Regions from separate parts of the Homo sapiens genome. Here all the other regions are linked to region 1. A link is a contact called in ENCODE Hi-C or POLR2A ChIA-PET data. All regions are on one chromosome and are shown on one strand. The core of a region is the stretch at or near the end of the contact, and the rest is flanking DNA. Distances in the headings are between cores, read along the strand shown.

Evidence for each region. Hi-C counts contacts between places; a loop is a spot of excess contacts on that map. ChIA-PET counts read pairs that join two places held with the same protein, here RNA polymerase II (POLR2A). Pooled maps may share reads with other maps.
Region 2: a loop to region 1 is called in a map of B cell, with 16 times the contacts of the local background. The contact joins the promoter of TMEM126A here to the promoter of TMEM135 in region 1. A Hi-C loop is called at or near these places in 1 of 168 maps with a recorded cell type or tissue (B cell), 2 of 37 single-sample maps with no recorded cell type and 7 of 50 pooled maps.
Region 3: a pooled map shows a loop between it and region 1 (13-fold over the local background). The contact joins the promoter of CREBZF here to the promoter of TMEM135 in region 1. A Hi-C loop is called at or near these places in 3 of 37 single-sample maps with no recorded cell type and 11 of 50 pooled maps. POLR2A ChIA-PET finds 5 or more read pairs at or near these places in 2 of 52 experiments (MCF 10A and PC-3).
Region 4: a loop to region 1 is called in a map with no recorded cell type, with 6 times the contacts of the local background. The contact joins the promoter of RAB38 here to the promoter of TMEM135 in region 1. A Hi-C loop is called at or near these places in 2 of 37 single-sample maps with no recorded cell type and 2 of 50 pooled maps. POLR2A ChIA-PET finds 5 or more read pairs at or near these places in 1 of 52 experiments (activated T-cell).

What each region holds. Positions count from the first base shown.
Region 1 is chr11:87,036,170-87,039,876 of GRCh38, forward strand. TMEM135 (transmembrane protein 135) reads left to right here and starts at 1,765. Exons shown (of 15, transcript NM_022918.4): 1 at 1,765-2,017. The coding sequence starts at 1,877. LOC105369422 (a long non-coding RNA gene) reads right to left here and starts at 1,626. Exons shown (of 5, transcript XR_007062827.1): 1 at 1,455-1,626. RefSeq lists an enhancer at 1,240-1,740 and a silencer at 1,397-1,786.
Region 2 is chr11:85,646,366-85,650,072 of GRCh38, forward strand. TMEM126A (transmembrane protein 126A) reads left to right here and starts at 1,602. Exons shown (of 5, transcript NM_032273.4): 1 at 1,602-1,724. RefSeq lists enhancers at 1,363-1,412, 1,583-1,852.
Region 3 is chr11:85,663,445-85,667,151 of GRCh38, forward strand. It overlaps CREBZF (CREB/ATF bZIP transcription factor), which reads right to left and starts at 1,685. Exons shown (of 1, transcript NM_001039618.4): 1 at 1-1,685. The coding sequence starts at 1,431. The coding sequence ends at 367. RefSeq lists enhancers at 309-548, 659-948, 1,219-1,268.
Region 4 is chr11:88,173,539-88,177,245 of GRCh38, forward strand. It overlaps RAB38 (RAB38, member RAS oncogene family), which reads right to left and starts at 1,905. Exons shown (of 3, transcript NM_022337.3): 1 at 1,645-1,905. The coding sequence starts at 1,846. It overlaps MIR3166 (microRNA 3166), which reads left to right and starts at 2,964; the gene lies at 2,964-3,055.

The DNA of each region.
Region 1 (3,707 bases), core at 515-3,014:
CAAGGAACGTAAGTTGTAGTAGTTTGTATGGATCTTCTGGGAAGTTTTTTTAAAAACAGGAAGTATGCCCTTTTCTCCCCGCCCCCGCCCCCCCGTTTTTTTTTTTTTTTTTTTTTTGAGATAGAGTCTCTCTCTGTTGCCAAGGCAACAGTGGTGTGATCTTGGCCCACTGCAACCTCTGCCTCCTGAGTTCAAGCGATTCTCCTGCCTCAGTCCCTGAGTAGCTACGATTACAGGAGCGTGTCACCATTTCTGGCAAATTTTTGTATTTTTAGTAGAGACAGGGTTTCACCATGTTGGCCAGGCTGGTCTCAAACTCCTGACCTCAAGTGATCCACCCGCCTCAGCCTCTCAAAGTACTAGGATTACAGGTGTGAGCCACCGCGCCCGGCCTCTCTTCCCCTTTTGCTGGTCTTCCTGGCTAGCATGTTGATGTCATGTTATTTTCTAAGTTAGGGTGGAAATCACAGGTAGCAGATGGCATAGCAAACTGTCACAAAGAGGCTGGGATCCCTAATCGTTATGGAGCCACCATTTTATTCTAGGACTGCCTACCTTTACCTGAGAGAAAGATACTTTTATCTTTTTGCCATTGTTGTTTTGGACTTTTCATCTGAGTATTTCTCTTTTATTTTCTTCAAACAACTACACCTATCTGATATTATCTTGTTCAGTTTTCTTTGTTATTTTCTGTCTTCTCCCTCTAGAATACTAGCTTCGTGAAAATAAAAATCTTGTCTCTCTTGTTTCTGTTTGTTTCCTTAGCACAGTGCCTGGTAAATAGTAATGACTCAGTAAATATTTGTAGATGAATGAATGAAGACTAGAAGATTCGAATGGAATTCTTCTAAAGGTAGTTCGTTTCTGCTTTAAGAGACTATGGAATTTAGAAATCCAAAGAAACTGGCAGGTTTGTTACATGTGAGGAGATTGACAGAGGGGTTATATGACTCAAGCAACACAGGACCCTTGTCTTGCTAATTGTTGGCCAAGTTCCCTAGCCAGGTCTGAGTTCTAACACACGACTGCCGCCTCTACTGTGTGTGCTGTTTGGTTGATAAGCACCTATCAAAGATGCTGTAGACAGGATTGCTCCGTGGCCTAAGGTTTGGACAGGATGACCTATTGCCCTTCCCCACACACGGTCGGGGTATGAACATAGCTGAGACTTTTCAAGCCTTCGCAGGTATCACAGAGCTTGGAAAGCCCAGCACTTGGGGGTAGTTAGTTGCAACTAGCAGGCAGCCCTAGCTGTTTATTACCTGGGACTCTCGGGAAGGCAAGCTCCCGGTGCTGGGGAGGACGTTTGTCCCAGGCATTCCTCTGGCAACCCTCTTCCTCCACCAGCTCCCAACAAAGACATTTAATCCCTTTCTTCCACTACCCTCCGCTCTACTTGGCTTGCAGTTGGAAGCTGAAGTACAATTTGACCCAAGCCACCCCCTACTGCGCACCTGCCATAGCGCTTGCGCCCCGGAGCCGGGCACGGCGTCGCGGGGGTGGGGAGGCGGCTCGTCCCCGAGCTGCGCTCCCTCGCGTACAGCCTCGGCTCTGGGTGCGAAGATCCTCTCTGCCTCCGCTCACCCAGCCGCGCCGCCGCGCGGGAACGCGCCCCAGCGGATGCCCTCTTGAGGGAGCGCGCACGCGCCGCCTCTCCCCGCCTCCCCGGTGCGCGTCCCGCCCCCTTGAGCTGCGATACGCCGAGCGCTCAACATCCGAGGACTTTGGCCCAGAGTAACCCCGCTCTCGTGACCTTTCCCCTCCATTCCGCACCTCCGAGTGCTGGCCGGGCGAGAGGCTGGCGGCTGGGCTCTCGCGCCCCTCCCTGCAGGGCTCAGGCTCTCCCCCTCCTGTCTTCTCCGCGCTGTTCCTCGTCATGGCGGCCCTCAGCAAGTCCATCCCTCATAACTGCTATGAGATCGGCCACACTTGGCACCCTTCCTGCCGGGTCTCCTTCCTGCAGATCACCGGGGGCGCCCTGGAGGAGTCCCTGAAGATCTATGCTCCTCTGTACTTGGTGAGACCCGTCACCCGTCCCGCAGGGCGAGTTTAGTCTGGAAGATGGGCCGGGGGCTGCAGTTGGTGCTCCCGAGGGGCTCTGGGGGACTTGCCTTGTGTCGGGCTCTCTTTTGGAGGGGTCGGAGTGTTTTGGGGGGTCGGTAGGGGGAAGGGGGAGGTCGCAAGGGAAGGATATACCAATTCCTGCAAGGGAGAAGGAGGAGGGGAATTAGAGATTGAGCTGTCATCTGAATGCCTGTTGCTAGGAAGAGGATGGCTCCCAACTTTTAGAATTAAGTTTAGGACACTTAAAAACGTTAATTCAAAGACCAGCCTTATTTTCCTCTGGCCTGCCTTGTGATGGAGAGGTATTTGTAGGTCAGCGAGGCTATGAGAAGGACCTGCAATCTTTCCTCATCTAGTTTCCCCTGTTTTATTTTGCTTTTTTTTTTTTTTTTTTTTAATGAAGAAGGCATATTTGGCCCTAAGTCCCTGTGGCCTCAGATCTTGACTCAGTTTTGAGATGACAGGATTGTGATTTGGGGGTTTTGCAAGTGTTTTTGCAAGTTCACAGAACAGACTCCTGGGTTGAGATTGTGTGTGGTGATTTAAAGGGTGATGCCAGTCTTTCAGTCAGTGAACTTGGTTAGGACATCTGACTTTGTGTCACCTAGGACCTTCTGTTACACAACTTTACATACAGGGCAATTAATAGGGAATATTTGGCAGTATGTATATGTAACACTGAGGACTATTAAAGATGCTCTTAAATGTTCTCCGCAAAATCTTTTTTTCAATAATCTTATCCTTGATATTAAAGATTTATTATTACTTTGGCCATTGAAGTGCATTGTCTCATTTTCTTGCCTTACAGTTTGTGTCCTAAGAAGACAGATCATATTTTTTGTATGTCTTCTAAAAGTTTCAATATTCAGCAGATGATCAATTATTATTTCTCATTGAAGTAATTTAGATTTATACCCTAATGTTCCTGAAAGTGTGTCATGGCTGTATCTGTAGTACTTCTTGAAAAGTCTGATTATGTATTTCAGAGATAACACAGGAGAAGGTGATGACTTTGTTTGAGGTTGCAGGCACCCATTTCATTTTTATTGTATAGACTGATGCTTCTCACATTTTCATGTATGTTAGGAATCCTCTGAGGATTATGTTAAAATGGGGGTTCTAATTCATTAGGTCCTGGTGGGGCCTGAACCTCTGCTTTCCTAACAAACTCGTGGTAATGCTGATGGTGGGGGCTGCACTTTGAATAATAAAGATCTAGAGTAGAGGCCAGTAATTGTTATTGGAGCTGGAAATTTTTTCCTTGATTTTCTTTGGCAAAGATTCATGTTTATCTGCTTTTCCACATTCACTGTGGCCAGTCTATGTCTCAGAATTTTTCTTTTTATTTTTGGATACAGGGCCTTGTTGTATTGCCATTCTGGCTGGAGTGCAGTGGCGCAATCACGGCTCACTGCATAAGGCTCAGATTTGTAAAAAATAAAACATCTACAAACATTATTGAGCTCTTGATATACAACTATAGAAAAGATTGTTCCTGCTGTGAGAGGATTATGATATAGGTGGAAAGAGAGTTTATGCTATCTACTTCTCCCTCTGAAAATCCATAGCACTTTTCATTCATTAATTCATTCACTTAACAAATATTTGTTGAATGCCTGATACTTGTTATATCAATAGCCTAG
Region 2 (3,707 bases), core at 352-2,851, 1.4 Mb before region 1:
GTCTTTACTAAAAAATAAGCCGAGGCTGGGCACGGTGGCTCACGCCTGTTATCCCAGCACTTTGGGAGGCCGAGGCGGGTGGATCACGAGGTCAGGAGATAGAGACCATCCCGGCTAACACAGTGAAACCCCGTCTCTACTAGAAATACAAAAAAATTAGCCAGGCGTGGTGGCAGGAGCCTGTAGTCCCAGCTACTTGGGAGGCTGAGGCAGGAGAATGCTGTGAACCCAGGAGGCGGGGCTTGCAGTGAGCCGAAATCACACCACTACACTCCAGCCTGGGTGACAGAACGAGACTCAGTCTCAAAAACAAAAAAAAAAATCAGCTGATCAGCTGGGCGTGGTGGCACACGCCTGTAATCCCAGCTACTCTGGAGGCTGAAGCAGGAGAATCGCTTGAACCTGGAAGGCAGAAGTTGCAATGAGCTGAGATCAGGCCATTGCACTCCAGCCTGGCCGACGAGAGCAAAACTCTGTCTAAAAAATAAAAAATAAAAATAAAAAAAAGACTAGGAATTTTCCTTCTTGTACACCTTCGTGAAAATAAGTCTTTCTATTTGTGCAAGTTTAGAAACTGCAATTACAGACTTCTTGGCACTATGGAGCCTAATGGTCAAGCAACCCTGCAATGGAGAGACAGTATAAAAATTATCTGGACAATGCAACACTTTATCACTTGTTCAGAAATTTGAGAGGATGAGAATAATTAAGATTTCTGATAATGTGTTATGATCATGTATTTATTGCTACAGTTAGTTATATATTTTTTGGCACAATGTTTACCTGCTAATCTTAATGGAGTTAAGATAAAATTCAATTGTAGGCATTTTTCCCTTCTATTGGGTTAATTAGTCCAAGCGAACTGAGCAAAGGTTGCAGGGAGCCCCAGCATGGCTGAGGAAGACCTGGTGAGGCATCCACTGGCTGCTGGGAGGAGAGCATTAGAGGTACCTTCTGAACAGCACTGTCCAATAGAAATATAATGCAAGCCACATATATAATTCTAAATTTTCTAGTATTTATACTTAAAAAGCAAGAAGAAATAAGATGACTTTCACCCAACACTGCTTCCAAATAAGCAGTACTCTGGAGAACACGAGAAATCCTCAGAAAAATAAGCTGCAGCTCTGAGGTGCTGATTATGGTAGGGCAATCAATACAGATCAAAACATGGCACAGGGAGCTTAAGTTCCTAGGGAGAGTAGAAAATCGATAGAGCCAAGAAATAGCTCACCTTTGACTTATTTTTAACCTGAGTAGCTATCATATGCCAAGAGCTGTGCAGTTTTCATTTACCCCATGCCAAGAACGTAAGTAGGCTCTACTGACCAGGAAGTTAAGTAATATGCCCGAGGTACGTTTTCAATGGAAGAGGCTGACTGAGGGTCACCCAACTTATATCTCGAAATTTCACAATTTCTACAAGTTCTGTCCTGGGAGGCAAGAGTAGGTGAAACGAGCACACTCTACGCCAGGCAAACAAACCTCAACGCTTAGCCTCCCGGCACCTCCTAGGGCCGGAAGCTTCTCAGCCCAAAGCCGCTGCTGGCTGCAACCTCCGTCCCGCAGTCCAATTAGCAGCCGCGACCCGGCGCCCGCCCACGCCGCGTCACGAGTCAGCCAAAGATGGCTGCGCCCAGGTAATTTGAGCAAAGGCCACAGTGAACTCCGGCGTGGCTGAGGAAGGAGGAGGCACCCACAGGCTGCTGGGAGGAGAGCATAAGGTACTGGTATTCCGGGGGAGGGGGTGAAGTAAATGTCCCGGTGTCAGGAGAAGCACGACGCGGTGACACGCTAGCTACCAGCAGCGCTGCGCGTAAATGAGAGCAAGTAGAAGTGTAGTTAGCTCTTCCTGCTGTCTTTTCACTTTGCACTCTAGAAGGAAAGACCTTATATTTAAATTAACTCAGTAGAAAGGAGAAATGCCTGAGATTGAATTTAATCCCAGGTTTACTGTCAATTTACAAGGTGACCACGGCCAAATTTGATTTTCAGAGGTCCCACTTTACTTCTCTTTCAGATAGGCCCCACACTGCCTATCTCTCAGAGCTCTTCCAAGAATGACATGAGATAGGTAACACAAAAATCTTTCGAAATATTTGTAGTTTTTACAGGCGGCGTTGTCTTTGATAGATATTTGTTATTAATATCGGAGACAAAATGCCCACAGGGGCTGCCCAGTCAGCACTTATACTGAATTGAGTGACTTAATTGCCCTCAGTACAATATATACATACTAAATTTGATTATATATTTCACCACCCCATACACAAAATCATTCAGAGCTCCTGTACAGCAGAGATTGTGTCTTATCATCTTATCGTAGCCAAGGCCCTCAAAAATTTGACTACCAGAAACCTAGACATAAATTTCTAAGGCTGCTTTGTACTTATTAGGTTAGCTTTAAGTCTAGAGATATGGAATGTCAAGGTAATCAACATTTCCAAATGACCTCTTATCGATATAAAACAGGTAGCAATAAATATTTAAACGAGTGCCTGTAATGTTGTAGGAAATGAGAAAATCTGGTTTCATAAAAGCATGTTTTCCTTTGTTGTTATCCCTGAACTGTTTTTTTTTTTTTTTTTGTAGACCGAGTCTCGCTCTCACCCAGGCTGGAGTGCAGTGGCGAGATCTCGGCACACTGCAACCTCCACCTCCCAGGTTCAAGCGATTCTCCTGCCTCAGCCTCCCGAGTAGCTGGGATTACAGGCAGCTGCCGCCGTGCCTGGCTAATTTTTGTATTTTTAAAAGACAGGGAGTTTCACCATGTTGGCCAGGCTGGTCTCGAACTCCTGACCTCAGGTGATCCGTCTGCCTTGGCCTCCCAAGGTGCTGGGATTACAGGCGTGAGCCACTGCATCCAGCCTTTGTTTTTCTTAACTGTTACCCTGAAACCTGAGCCAAATCTTCATCATTCACCATTCCCTTCACATTTTCACCCTAACTAGTGCAGACATCAACAAACTACTGGCATGTAGGCCATATGCAGCCTATAGCTTGCCTTGGTACAGCCACCCAGCTAAGAATGATTTTTATGTTTTTATAGTTTTTTTAAAAACAAATATTCAACAAAGGCTGTATGTTACCTGCAAAGCCTACCACATTTACATCTGGCCCTTTAAAGTTTGCTGAGCCCTGATCTCAGGTATACCTAGAAATGAAATTGCTAGCTATGTGTGTCTTCTATCTGCTAAATAATACCAAATTCTTTCCCAAAGTGACTGTACAGTTTGGGTAAAGCTACCCCACAGAATGTACACAGAATGTAGTTTTAGCTACCCCGCATTCTTGCCAATAATTGGAATTGTCAGATTTTGATTTTAGCTAACCTATGGGTACCTATTGGTATCTCACTGTGGGTTGTTCCCCCAGTTATAATGAAGGTGAGCATATTTTCATGTTTATTGGCCATTTAACTTTCCTTTTTGTGAAGTGCCTGTTCAAATATTTTGTCAGTTTTTCCGTAGGGCTGCTTACCTTTTTCATGTTGATATGTAGTTCCATGTATGTTCTGGGTACTAACTACTCTTTTGTCAGTTCTATTGCATTTTCTCCCCCACTAGCTTATCTTTATGGTATATGTTGATAACCATAGGTTCTTAACTTCAATACTGTTAGTTTTATAAGTCTTTTATGTTTAGTGCTATTTGTGAATTGTTTAGGAAATACTTTCAAGGATTATGAAGATATTCTGTATTTCCTAA
Region 3 (3,707 bases), core at 435-2,934, 1.4 Mb before region 1:
ACACACAAACTGAGATGTTGCCCATTAAAGTAGACAAAGCAGCAGAGCATGAGCGTTACGGGAAGAGATGGATCCTTACCAGGTTGTGAGGCGGGAACGACTGTTCTGTAACCCCTACAACGGAGCCTGGCAGGAAGGAAATCACCTAAAAAAGAAACTGTCAGAGAGATTTAATAGTCACATGTTATCATTAGGAGTTGGTTACTGTGTCACATTCATGCTTTTAGCTAAACACTTTAAGATTCAATATTACTTTTTTTCTCTCCTCTGAAATGTGTCCGGTGAAGATGTCCCACTAAGGTAAGTTTGACATGGTGTAAGGGAGTTGAAAGGGGTAAACGCGGATAAAGAGCAGATTACTTGACCCTACATTTTAAGAGAAGACGACGCCTTCCGGGCGCACGCCGAGCAGAACTCCACCGACACCTTATCCTTGTCCACATGGAGACAGACTCCTCCCGCCGAGTCGTCCTCTTCCAGCAGGTCCTGCTTCTGCTTTCCCACCGGCAGAGCGTAGTCGTGGTCACCGGCGGGCGAGTCTCTGAAGAGCGAGGTGGTCAGCCGCAGTCCCACGCCGCTCAGCCGGCTCAGCAAGCGAGCCAGTCCAGTCTCGTTGGCTAAGACTGCCCGTAGGTAGCGACTCTCCTCCTGCAGTGCCTGTACGCGTTTGCCCAGCTCCCGATTCTCGGCCCGCAGCTCCTGGTTCTCGGCTGCCAGACCCCGGACTCGACTCTCCAGCCCCATCACGTACTCCTTCTTCTTCAGTCGATTAAGGCGGGCAGCGGCCGCCGCCGCCTTCCGGGGACTCTTTGTCGCCGCCTGGTTGTTGTCGTTACCGCTGCCGCCACCGCCGCCTCCTCCTGGGGACTTTCTCCGCCTCTTTTCGGCGCTGCCACTGTCACTGCTGCTGCTGCAGCCTCCGATACCGTTTAACAGCCTTTGCAGCAGGTCAGAGAAGCGCTGCATTTCAGCAGCCGCGGCCTCATCGTCATCGTCCCCTCTCCACAGGCCGCCGCTATCCGAGCCTCCGCCAGACGAGGAGAGAGGCCCCGGCGAGCTAAGCCCGGGGTCCAGGTGCCAGTCCGGTTGCCTGGGGTCCAGGAGATCCGCCAGTTCCAGCCCAGACAGAAAGTCCATATCCTCCGTCTCTTCCCCCGGGAGGCTGGCGATCGCCTCCTCCTCCATCTCCTCGGGGGAGGGCGCGCGCACGGCCACGCCGCCGCGGCTCCCCCTCCCGGCTTCCAACTCTCCTTCGTCGCCAAACTGCTGCTTGCGGCCGGGAGATCCGGCCGCCGCCGTCTCCTCCTCCCCCGCTGCAGCCCGGGTCAGGTCAGAGGGCAGCGAACAAGTTGCAGCCGGCTCCGGGCTCTCACTGCGGGTTGGGGAGTTGCTGCCCGAGGCTGCCAGCAGCTTGGTCAGGCTATGCCTCATGAGGGCCAGCGGCGGGCCGCGGTAGGCCCCGGCCGCTAAGAGTGGGCCTCACGGGCCCCAAGGATCCCAGGCCCCAGGGCGGGTAGCCCCCGGCACTGGCCGAAACGAAATGCAGGGAAAGGTCCGAGTCGCCTCCCGCCTCACTTGGCTAGTCGACCCCCCGCGCCAAGGCGCGGGGAGGGACGGGAGAACGAAGCGGTGAGGCCCTGCGATGACTCGACCGCGCCACCCAGACAACGGCGTAGCCGGAAGTCAGTGGTTTTCGCCCCAGTCCCGCCCACCGCGTTTCGCGCGCCACCAGGCCGTAGTGTCGCGAGATTTCAGGGTGCTTTAGAGTGGGAATAATTCCAGCTTTCTAGTGATGTCATAATAACAGCGGCAAAAATAACAAGTCTCTAGATTTATCCACCCTAATTCAATACCACCCAATACCCAGACTCAACAGTTCAACACAACATTTTGCTATATTTGCTTTATCTTTACATAAATGCTTGTAAATTTTTTTTTTGCTGAATCATCCTAAAGTTGCAGATGAGACACCACACCCCTGCGTACTTCAGTGTGCATCTCTAAAAATAAGGACTTTTTTTTCATAATCATAATACTATTACCAAGTCTTCAGAAAATTAACAATCGTTTACTAATACTATTTAATACCTGGGCCATACTAGATGTCCTCAGTTGGATAATGGATATGCTAGTTACCCTAACCTGATCACTACATTCCATATGTATAGAAATATCACTATGTACCCAATGAATATGACAGTTATTATTTGTCAATTAAAAAAAATTAAAACCAAAGCAAAATGAATGTAGAATACAACATTGCTTACAAAAATTGTCTTCAGTTGTTCTTGCCATTTTTGTAAGTAGATGTTTTCACTTGAGCCAAAATCCAATCAGTACTGACTTACTGCATTTGGGTAACAAACAAACAAAAACTCTGACAAATAGAGCCAGGAAAGGCTATGAAGAGAGGGTACTCATGCTTGTATGCCTGAAAACAAAGACTGTAAAAACCACAACGTTGCACAAAGACCATCACGACCTTATACAAAACCTCTGCAAGGATGTCTGCCCAGAAACTGCCTGTCCAACCTTTAACTGACGTCACCCTTGTTATTGACCTTTGTAGCTAAGATAATTAGTTCAAAACAATGTGTAACCATCCTCATTTTTTTTTCCTTTAAAACTCTTTGTCTTCCTTCGTCTTCCTGAATACACACATAGTTTACTATGGCATGCGTTTTCCCACTGAAATGCTCCATTCTCAAAACATGTCTTTTATTTTAGAGACCTTTTCTGTTTGTTATTTAGGTTCACATCCCACAAGGGATTTCAGATTTGAAGCAGTTTACAAATACAGATATTTAGGTTCACATCCCACAAGGGATTTGAGATTTGAAGCAGTTTACAAGTACATTAGAATATAGTAAAACAAAACATTTTGAATTTTTAAAAAGCAAGGCCAATAAAAGATGAACTAGGAAGAGAAGGATTTCTGAAAGGGGAAAAGGTTAATCTTGGAATTGGATGGATGCAATATCTTACTCAGTTGTTTGAATTGGGCTAAAAATTGTTTCCTGACAGCCCAAACAAAAAAAGAGAAATGAATTTTCCTTTGTTCATGAGTAAAATATACATGAATTCTTTAACTGCTCTTCTAGTTCTTAAATCTTAAAGAAACTTCTCTATAGGATACTGAATAATGTAGTAGATATCCTCGAGGATAGCTGCTTCTATACAGTATTTCTTAGAGACACAGAAAGCAAGGTCCAGGGAAGTTGAACACTGACAGGTCCCAAATATTGAGAAACGTGCCTGGTACTGCATAGGCTTCAACAAATATTGAGTGAGTGAGTGAATAAAGTCTACAGTTTTGACTGAAGCCATAACACTAAAGCTCACCTGAATGAAAACAATTATTTCAAGGTGTGAAAAAAGTATGACCTGTGGTATCTAGAAGAATAAATAAAAGGACTCCTTGTCCTGCTTAACATTCCATTAGGAAAGATTTTGCCAAAGTACAAGAGCACACAGTTCAAGGTGATATATGTATACTCTGGCCTCCCTTGAGTACAGGTGTTTTGTATGGCTGGTAATCCCATCCAACTACATTTTCCCCTTAGGCAAAATTCAATATTATTAACTGATTATATTTTTTAAATTACGAAATTTTGTTTTAAATACACATGATTTGGCTGGGCGTGGTGGCTCACACCTGTAATCCTACCACTTTGGGAGGCCGAGGCAAGAGGATTGCCTGAGCCCAG
Region 4 (3,707 bases), core at 655-3,154, 1.1 Mb after region 1:
AGACATAGAACTTCTCTGCTGTCATGCTGTTACCTGGATTGTACACAGAAGTCCAAATTACAGCTACATCCCCGTTTAAACAGTAAGCCGTTTCTAAATCTGAATCCTGAGGACTTTCGAGCAGCCAGAAGGGTTTTCAGACATTATGACATGCAGCAAGAAAGTACACAGAGAGAATTTTTTTAGATGAAAAGCCCCATCCAACAGTGGCTGATAACATTTTCTGTTCTCTGATAACCCCCTTGCTACTAGAGCAGCTGAAGATGACTCCAAATGCATGAATCTGTTCATCTGTTCACATGCTAAAAGAAAAAGGCCTGGCAGTTCATGATTAAAGAGGCACGAAAGTCCCCAGATCACAAATGCCCTTTCAAAAATTTTCCACATTTGTTCTAGTTTCAAGCCATGATAAAGAGTTTCCAATCAAATGCATCAGCTAAAATGAATCCATTTTCTGAAACAGAAGTGGCTAGTTTGGGTCCAGCACTTATAACGAAAGGTTCCTGGTGTCACAGACCATGAAATAAGACTGTTTGAAGTTGTTCCCATGGAGAATCCCAGAGGACTTTAAAACTTCTGAGCAGGAAGATCCTTGACCCTTGCCCAACTCCTTTCCACTTAACAGCGATGCAACTGAGCTGAAGAGACTTGTCCAAAGCCACTGAGCAGGTTAGTTAGTGGCAGGGCTAAAATCTGTAATGAGGGGTTGGTCATGCGCAGGTTGCAAACAGCCTTGTCCAAGGATTCACACTTGGAGTAGATACATTGCACCCTCACTTTTGACTAGGCCTAACTTCTGGTACAAACCTGTGGAGTCAAAATCTGATTTTAAATATTGTAAAAAACAAAAACAAACAACCTCTCATTTTTCAGATCTCTCAATGAAAACTTTAGGGCCAAATCAAGAAATCATAAGGCTATCATAGGCCCTTACATAAAAATGGCCTTAAAATATACACACAACCTCCTTTTCATAGAAGACAGAGAGCCAGAGAGATAGAAATACAGAAAGAGAGGGAGAAAGAATACTTTGCCCCTGACATATACACACAAAAGTACTTGGCTTACTGTAAGCAAAAAGCAAAAAAAAAAAAAAAAAAAAACAAAACAAAAACCCTCAAACTCCTTTGTCTTAAGGGCAGAGAGAAAGGTGACAAAATTTGAAATAAAGTGAGCCACTGAAGACAGGAATGGGCAAACTCCAGCTAGCCTGGAACTATCCCGGTTTCCTCTGTGAACCAGCCTAGGGGCTTCCCCTCGGTCCGCCCCTGCACGGAAGGACGTGCGTGACACTGGGCTGCGTCATTGGCAGAACTGCCCGCGCCCAGAAAACGAGCTGGAGTGGAGAACAGAATGCAATTGCAGACAATCTTCCTCTGGTTCCCTGGGGAGGCCTGCTCTGGGCAGAGAGATCCCAGGGGACTGTGCGGGAAGGAGCTAAAGCAATAGCCCAAAAGCGCCAGGGAATGCACTTGAAGTTTCAGACGTTTTTCTTTTCTTTGAAACTAAGTTTCCAGCCCACCAGGAAAAACTGCCTCGCGACCTAGTGATTTTAATCTCACGCTTGGCCGCAAGCCGCTGCCTCGAGACTGGAAACCGGCCGCGAGGCGCTCTATCCCCCTGACCCCCTCCCCCCGCGCTCACCTGCGATATCCCAGAGCTGCAGGCGCACCACAGTCTCCGGGTCCCAGTGGAGCACCTTGAGCGCGAAGTCCACGCCGATTGTGGCCCGGTAGTGCGAAGAGAAGTTCTGGTGCACGTAGCGCTTGATGATACTGGTCTTCCCCACGCCCAGGTCGCCAATCACCAGCAACTTGTACAGGTGCTCCTTGTGCGGGGCCTGCATCCTGGCGGCCGGCCAGACGTGCCGTGCCTGACCAGGGAAGCGCAGCCTGGGCTCTGCGCACGAGAGAGACTTGGGGAGCGCAAGTGTAGGTGCAGAGAGAGGCGTGGGCGGCGGGGCGGGGGCTGGGGGGCGGAACTCCTCCCCTAGGGGTTAATCCTCCTTCCTACTCCGCGGTCTTGGAGAGGGGAGGAGACAGGAGCGAGTCCCGGGACTGGCAGCTGAAAGGGGTTCGCGTGTGGTTGCCTGTTGCAGCGCTTATTTATCCGGCGCTTTAGAGTTTCCGAAGAGCTGTTTTCACCTGTGACCCTGGCCACAAACTTGTGAGGTGTGGATCTTATTTTCCACGTTTTGCTTGCGAGAAAACTGATTGTGAAAAAGTACTCTGCGGGAGATGGCCGGTGAAAGGCCCCGTTGACCACAGGTCTGAAGTCACAGGCTCTTAACTACCCCACACTGTAGAGAGAAATTACAGTATTAGGAAGCCCAAGACTGGCTGGGCTTGGTTCCTGCGTGCCCTGGTTTTTAAGTTGAGGGACCATAAGTAAGTCATTTGAGCTCTCACAGCCTGTTATTTCTCAATGAATGGCAATGCTGACCTCTGAGCAGCTTGGAGGTGGGAACACTGAGCACTTTCACACCCATTCAACTGGTAATCAGTTAACAAGGAGGACAACTGGGCCGAAAATGCCAAGGGCACTGGTGACTTTTAGCCTCTTCCCATATCCTAAAAACTCAGAGCTGCACAGAAAGACAGTTTTAACAATCGGTCAGATTATTACAAATAATAATAATGGCAAACATTTATTGAGCACTCGCTATATGCCAGAGGGTTTATAAATTATGTCATTTAGTCATCCCAGCTGTCTTAATAATAGATACCATTTTTCTTCCTATTTTACAAATGAGGAAGCTAAGGACCAGACATTTTAAGTAATGGACCCAGAGTCAAATAGTAAGGAAAAAAACCAAATTCAAACATAGGTCTTTAGGTTCCCAACTTCTTTTTGTTGTTTTTGTTGTTTGTTTTCATTCATTTGACCAATATACATTTTATTACCAATTAATATATGACAAATTGTACTTATTTTGTCTTGTCTGTCTCCACCTACAAGAAGGTAAATTTTTTTGAGGCCAGTAGGCATTGTCTGCGTTAGGATTTCTGTATCATCCTCCTAACGCAGACAATGCCTACTGGCCTAAGAAAAATTTACCTTCTTGTGGGTGGAGACAGGACAAGACAAAATAAATACAATTTGTCATATATTAATTGGTAATAAAATAAGGCAGAAAGGGGATGTGAAGAGATTATATGGGGTTTGCCTTTTAGATAGGGTGGCCAGGGAAGGTTTCAGTAAGATGGAGACAATTTAGTAAAGACATAAAGAAAATGAGAAATTGGGCATTCAGGGCTAGGGGGTGAGCAGTTTATACCAAAATGAGCTATTTTGTACCTGAATGTGCTGTGAAGGAGCTCTGCTCACATTCTATCATTTCATCTTCTCAATTGCTTTATGAAGTGGGTTATTTTCTTCAATTTATAAATAAGGAAACCAAGATTAACAGCAGCTTTCTCAAGGGCACACATAACTAGTATGTGTTAGAACTAGGACTTAAACACAGGCCTGTGTGAAAGGGAGAAAGGAGGTTTGGCAAGGCCATTGTCTTTCTGCCTTCCTCTTCTGGCCTGACACTCCCTAAACTTTAGCCTCCACATGCCCCAAACAAGCAGAGGGATGCTGAAGATGTGTACCCGGGACAAGTCACATAACCTCTGAGCCTTGGTTTCCACATCAACGAAAGGAGAATGATAATACCTATGGCAGGGCATGGTTGCTCATGATTGTAATCCAAGCACTTTGGG